2 separate regions of the Mus musculus genome follow, and region 1 is linked to region 2. A link is a contact called in ENCODE Hi-C or POLR2A ChIA-PET data. All regions are on one chromosome and are shown on one strand. Each heading gives the region's core, a stretch centred on a gene start or an enhancer-like site at or near the end of the contact. The rest is flanking DNA. Distances are from core to core; before and after follow the strand shown.

The links. A loop is a pair of places that touch in the nucleus more often than their neighbours do. ChIA-PET counts read pairs that join two places held with the same protein, here RNA polymerase II (POLR2A).
Region 1: POLR2A ChIA-PET joins it to region 2 with 23 read pairs in Patski. The contact joins the enhancer-like site here to the promoter of Nradd in region 2. A Hi-C loop is called at or near these places in 1 of 37 maps with a recorded cell type or tissue (left cerebral cortex). POLR2A ChIA-PET finds 5 or more read pairs at or near these places in 1 of 5 experiments (Patski).

Annotation. Positions count from the first base shown.
Region 1 is chr9:110,682,233-110,684,947 of GRCm38, reverse strand. The region is part of intron 1 of Ccdc12 (coiled-coil domain containing 12); the gene reads right to left. Among named protein-coding and RNA genes, the nearest start is that of Gm35715, 8.4 kb to the right of the region's middle. Within about 2 kb of position 1,392, at least 1 of the 3 ENCODE cell types and tissues checked has a DNase peak (open chromatin) inside an H3K27ac peak, as active enhancers do.
Region 2 is chr9:110,622,828-110,625,728 of GRCm38, reverse strand. It overlaps Nradd (neurotrophin receptor associated death domain), which reads left to right and starts at 1,336. Exons shown (of 5, transcript NM_026012.2): 1 at 1,336-1,414; 2 at 2,494-2,642. The coding sequence starts at 2,606. It overlaps Nbeal2 (neurobeachin-like 2), which reads left to right. Exons shown (of 54, transcript NM_183276.2): 53 at 265-400; 54 at 503-940. The coding sequence ends at 604.

The DNA of each region.
Region 1 (2,715 bases), core at 143-2,642, 59 kb before region 2:
TTAAAACTACACGTCTAGGGGATCAGACACCTTCTGGCCTCCATGTGGGTACCAGCCATAGGCATGGGTCTTCTGGTCCTCACTCAGAGCTCACAAAGTGTGACATGGCAGGCTGGGGACCACCAGGCCAGAAGTAGGTCACAGCAGGAGCCACAGCTCTCCTGTGGGTACAGCTAGTCTATAGAGGCCTGTGGACAGAGAAAGAGAAAGAAAAAAACAAAGTGCCTGGCTGGCAGCTGGCAAAGCAGCAAGGAAGCCGGAGATAAGGCCCAGAATAGGAGCTGGAATTAGGTCTGAAGTCAGGCAGGACAGGCTGCAGAGAGACTGGGAGGAGGCAGCGAGGCTGAGACTCTGGTAGTGACTCACCGGGGAAAAGAAGGTGCCTTGGACAAAGGAGGTGGCAGTGCTATGGGGACAAAGAGAAAGGGTGTGGCAGCTTTCTTGCAGACTAGAGCTGAGGCTTGAGATGTGTACAGAGGCTGTGAGGGGTCCATGCTGGCCAAAATACCCTCAGCGATAGGAAAGAGGGCTCCTGGTTGCAGAAGAAAGGCAGGACTAGCCCCACTGTCCACTGAGACCGGGCAGCAGCATGCCAGGCTGATGCAGCTTCTGCCGCATCCCATGGCTTTGAGCCTGGGATCACTGATATCCTATGTGTGGTAGAGGAACATAGGGCACTGGCCTCAGGCCAAGTCAGCTCTTGTTCTTTCCAGAAGTACAACTGGGCATCCTGCCACAAGTGCAAGGGAGGCAGCAGGTAACTCCTCCCTCCCACATATTTCCTTTATAAGTCCACAGACATTGGCCAGATCCCTGATGCTAGGAATTGCATGCATTGCAAGCTGGGAGCTAAGGAGAAAAAGCATTAGCACACACTGAGAATTCAAGTGTGACGGGGATCCTTACCCCAGGTACCTGGTCAGACTCGAGGGGCAACGCCCCCCCCCCCCCCACACACACACACACATACCAGGTTTGAGAGGGTACAGCTTTCTGGAGAAAAGCCCAGAATGCTTTTGGATTCTTAGAGGGCAAGGTTGGAAGGGGGCAATGGCACACAGACCCAGAACAAGGAAGGGATGGTATTGACAGCATGACAAGAGGCAGTGGCTCTCTAGGTGGCTGGGGAGAGTCTCTAAAGTACACCTCCCTTGTCCTGCCTGTTAAAGAATGAATGGGAGGGGCAGGGGGCAGAGGGAGGGCAGAACAGGGAACAACTGGTACAGATGGGTGAGCACACGTCCTTTCCAGTGCCCAGGACTTCACCCTCCCCAGCAGCAGCAGGAAATAACCAACTGGAAGGTTAGGCAGAGGGCACAGCACAAACCACAGCCCCCTTTCCCTTTCCAGGGAGCCAGACTAGACCATTTCACCTGGGCAGCCCAGAACTGAGGCTCTGAACTCCCAAACTCCTGACGGGCTTCTCCTTACAGGAAGCCCTGAGGCATACAGGAAGCCTACACCTCAGGCTTGGACTGAGGTGAGGACAAGGAAAACCTTATACCAATCCGCACCCATGTTGGGGTTGCAAGCAAACTGCAGGACCCTTTTTGGGACAGGTGGCCCTGGCGGTACTTCAGCAGGGACACTTGAGGCTTAAGTAAGGGGACCAGGTCCACTGTCCCATGCACACCTTCTGCTCCATGATGCCTACTATGGGAATGCTTACTGGAATCCTGGCCAAGGTTCAAATCCTGCTGCCCAACAGTGATGGGCCAGGCTCATACCTGACTCTTGTGCTATTTTTCCTAGGGAGTCACCACCACCCACCCAGCACCTTGGTTCAATAAAACTCAAGAGAGCGGCCGGGCATGGTGGCACATGCCTTTAATCCCAGCACTTGGGAGGCAGAGGCAGGTGGATTTCTGAATTCGAGGCCAGCCTGGTCTACAAAGTGAGTTCCAGGACAGCCAGGGCTATACAGAGAAACCTTGTCTTGAAAAAAACCAAAAAAAAAAAAAAAAAAAAAAAAAAAAAAAAAAAAAAAAAAAAAACCAAAACAAACAAAAAAAACTCAAGAGAGCTGACAGCCAGTTGAATTACTGGAAGCACAACAGACTCTACCAACTGAGCCACATCCCAGCTCAATCTTGCCTACTTTTGGAGAGAACAGGAGAGATAAAATGTAAGTAGGGTCAATAAAACAAAAGAGCATCAATCACACTAGGGTCCCAATGACTAGGTGAGCTCTTTCGGGAGTTGGACGCAAACATTCACTTCTGTCCTGCTTTTCCCACTTGTGAGTGATAACATTATATAAGCAACTTACTTAAATTGAGTAATACTGATATTACTGAACAAGATCAAGTTTATCCAATTAACCACTGCAAACATTTTATAAGGTCAGCATTCCTTCCTGTTTTCGTAGATGAGCAAATCAGAGGCACAGCGTAATTAAGTAACTCATCCAGAGTCACACGGCCTGGGGCTGACAGAACCCCAGTGGGGGAGGGGGAAGGGTGGCCTTCAAGCTGCTCCTCTCTGAATGCCTGCTCCTTGCTCTGGTCCAATTCTTGCCCTGACATGGCACACAGCTAGTCTCAGTCAGTCTGTCTGTCTCTCTCTCTCCCTGACTGACCTGGAGCTCTAGATACAGACTACAAATGGCCTTGAACTCACAGATGCCAAGCATGTCTGGCCTCTCTGTTAGACTCTAAAGCACTTTTACGACACACCACGGGGTTGAAAGGGCTTCTGATACCATTCTAGAGTCAT
Region 2 (2,901 bases), core at 87-2,586:
CCCCGCTCTTAGTTCCTGGCCCCTCTAGGTGGAAGCTGTTGGCACAGGGTAATAGAGAGTGCATACTACCCACTCACTAGCATGTGTTACTCATGGGGATTCTTGCCCTGGCCCTCCCTTAGCTACACAGTTGTGGGAGTTCTATAAGCCAGGAATTCAGCTTAGCCAGACTTCAAATGAAGACAAAGTAGATGCACGAAAAGGTGTCTGTTAGCTGGCTTCCTTGCAGTTGTGACTCAGTGTACACCTACTTCCCTGCTCCAGATTGCGGCCCGCCGTGCCTCCCCTGCCCATGAAAGTGCCGGTCCACAGTGTGTCTGTGACCAAGGAGCGCAGTCATGTGCTGGTGGGCCTGGAAGATGGCAAATTGATCGTTGTGGGCGCTGGGCAGCCTTCTGAGGTGAGGAAGAGGGCAGCTTGGCCGGCCGGGCAGGAGGGTGGCGGGTTGTGGGGTGCGGCTGCCAGGGCTCACCGCATCTCATCCCATCCCTACTCCCGCTAGGTACGCAGCAGCCAGTTCGCGCGGAGGCTGTGGCGCTCCTCGCGGCGAATCTCCCAGGTGTCCTCTGGGGAGACTGAATACAATCCTGGCGAGGCTCGCTGAACCTAGAGTCTAGGCGCTCAGACATCAGACCCGGCCCGAGCCTGATTCTCTGCCCAGGAGACTACTGCACCAGGGGGTGGGCGGGGCCCACCCTCCAGCTCAGGGATTGGTAGATGGCATCACCAGGAAGTCCCGCCCCTCGCCGGCTGAGGGGAGACCTAGCGTCGGCCTCTGAGGCCGCTGCTGCATATTTTGCACAATCTGGGGTGGGAGGGAATCCCTACTTTCAAATCCCACGTCCCAGTGAAAGCACAAAGACCACCTGTGGCCTTAATCCTCAAAGGTGACTATCGCTGCCCATTCTCAGCAATAAACGTGGCCTAGTTTTGTAATCTTTCGGTTTCTTGAGTACACATGTGCCGCCGTCCTTGGCCTCCTGTGGCCCCCAGTCTTAGCCTCTGTTACCCTGTCTGGCCTGGCATGCTTCTTCCTGGCCAGGCTGGCCTCGGTGTAGCCAGCGGAGGCGCCTCTGGCTTTGCCAGACGTTTCCTGACTCCTGGTTCTCAGCTCTCGCGGTCCATTGCATGGCATTTGCATGCCAGTGGCCTGCTCTGCCAGGCACGCTGGTGTCGGCTTCTGTGAACTCCGAGTGCTTCTGCGTGCTCCGGCGTGGGGCGGGGGCGGGACCGCGCCCTCGAGCTCGGCCCCGCCTCTTCATTGTCCTGCTCCCCTCTTCAACACCACCCCCCCACTGGCCCGCCCCTTGCCTTGGCTCACTCTTGGGCAGACCGGAACCTGCCCTCTCCAGGGACTCCCGTCGTCTTCCTAGCTGAGTGGATCCTGGCACCCTCGGAGGGGTGGCCGCAGAAGGTTAGGAGGGAATGACTAGCCGGGCTCTTGCTAGGTGGAAGGGGCCAGAACTTTCTCTGTCTCCCGCCTTTAGTGCTCTGATCCTGTGGGTACCAGCGTCTGTGTTGGGGTGTGTATGGGCCTGCAGGGGCTGTTGAATTGTTTCTTCCCATTTTGGGCTTGGAGATGGGTGGGGAGCCCTGAAGAAGTTCCACTCCGGCTGCTCAGGATGGGTGGGGCAGATTCCAAGGCCTGTCTGCTGCTACTGGTTTACAGGCCCACCCACCAAGGATCCCAGAAGCCCCCAACTCCCAATGTGGCGACACAAAGATACAAAGTCCATAAAGGGGCCACCCACATCAGAGGTTTACCTGACTACAGCACCGAACTGCTGATAGCCCTACTATAGACACACCACGTGTTAGAGCCATTGGCTATGCAGCAGTAGCCGTTGGGGACTTGAAGGGCCTCTTTTAATCTCTTACTTATCCAAGCCAGATCTCTCTCCTCCTTCAGATCTGGAGCCTCTCCTCCTCCGTAGACTGCAGGGAGTGGTCTCAGCAGATTTAGTACTCTAGGGTCCAGGTGGGTCCTTGGTCTGAGTTGGCCCTGTTCTTCCATTTCAGGCCCTCTGAGATCTGTATGGTCTATGAGTTTGCTGAACCATTAAGGTATCAGTTCACTTAGTCCCTGCCCAGGAAAGGGCTGGCCACTGGCCCTGGAGGGGACAGAGGGAGCATTAGGCAGTGTAAGCGGGCTTGCCTTGGGGACCTTGGGATGCTGGGTTTTGGCAGATGTGTATGATCACCAGTTCCTAGGGATGTTTCAGCCTGAGATAGGGTCACAGTCCATGTATCTTTACCCTCCTTTTAACATCCCCAGACTCAGCCCAGGTACTTGGGAAGGTCTTTGAGATCGGGTGATTTCTATCCTGAGCTGTACCCCATGCCACCAGCTTTGGCTAGCAGGAGCCAGTTGTTACCTCCACCTATTTGACACAGGAGAAACTGTTCCAGCCCTGGTGTGAATCAGGATGGACACACACGCTGCCCCCAGGGACTCCTGACAGCAGATCTGAGGATTTCTTCATATTTCTGCAGAGTTCCTCCTTCTGAGATTCAAGAGAAGCAGGCTCCAAGCTCCGTCAACTCAGTTCTCTACACAACTCCCCTTCACCAAAAAACAGCCCAGCAGGCAGCGCCTGGCAGCACCATGCTTTATAACGTCAGCAAAGGTGTGGTCTATTCAGGTAGGCATTCCTTGTCCCAGATCCTAGGTAGCGGGCAGATTGGGAGGTAGAGTGGGTCGTGTACAAGTCCATTCACGGGCTCTTTAGTCCCTGACCCTTGAACCCTGTCTACACTGGGTACAAGGACTAGTCAGTCATTGGACTTAAGGCAGAAGTGAGAGAGCACCAGTATTTACTTCCAGTTAAGTTTTATTTTTATGATCCCATGACACCAGCACACATCAGTGTGCTCTCACAGTCTACCCTGGAAGCCGACCAA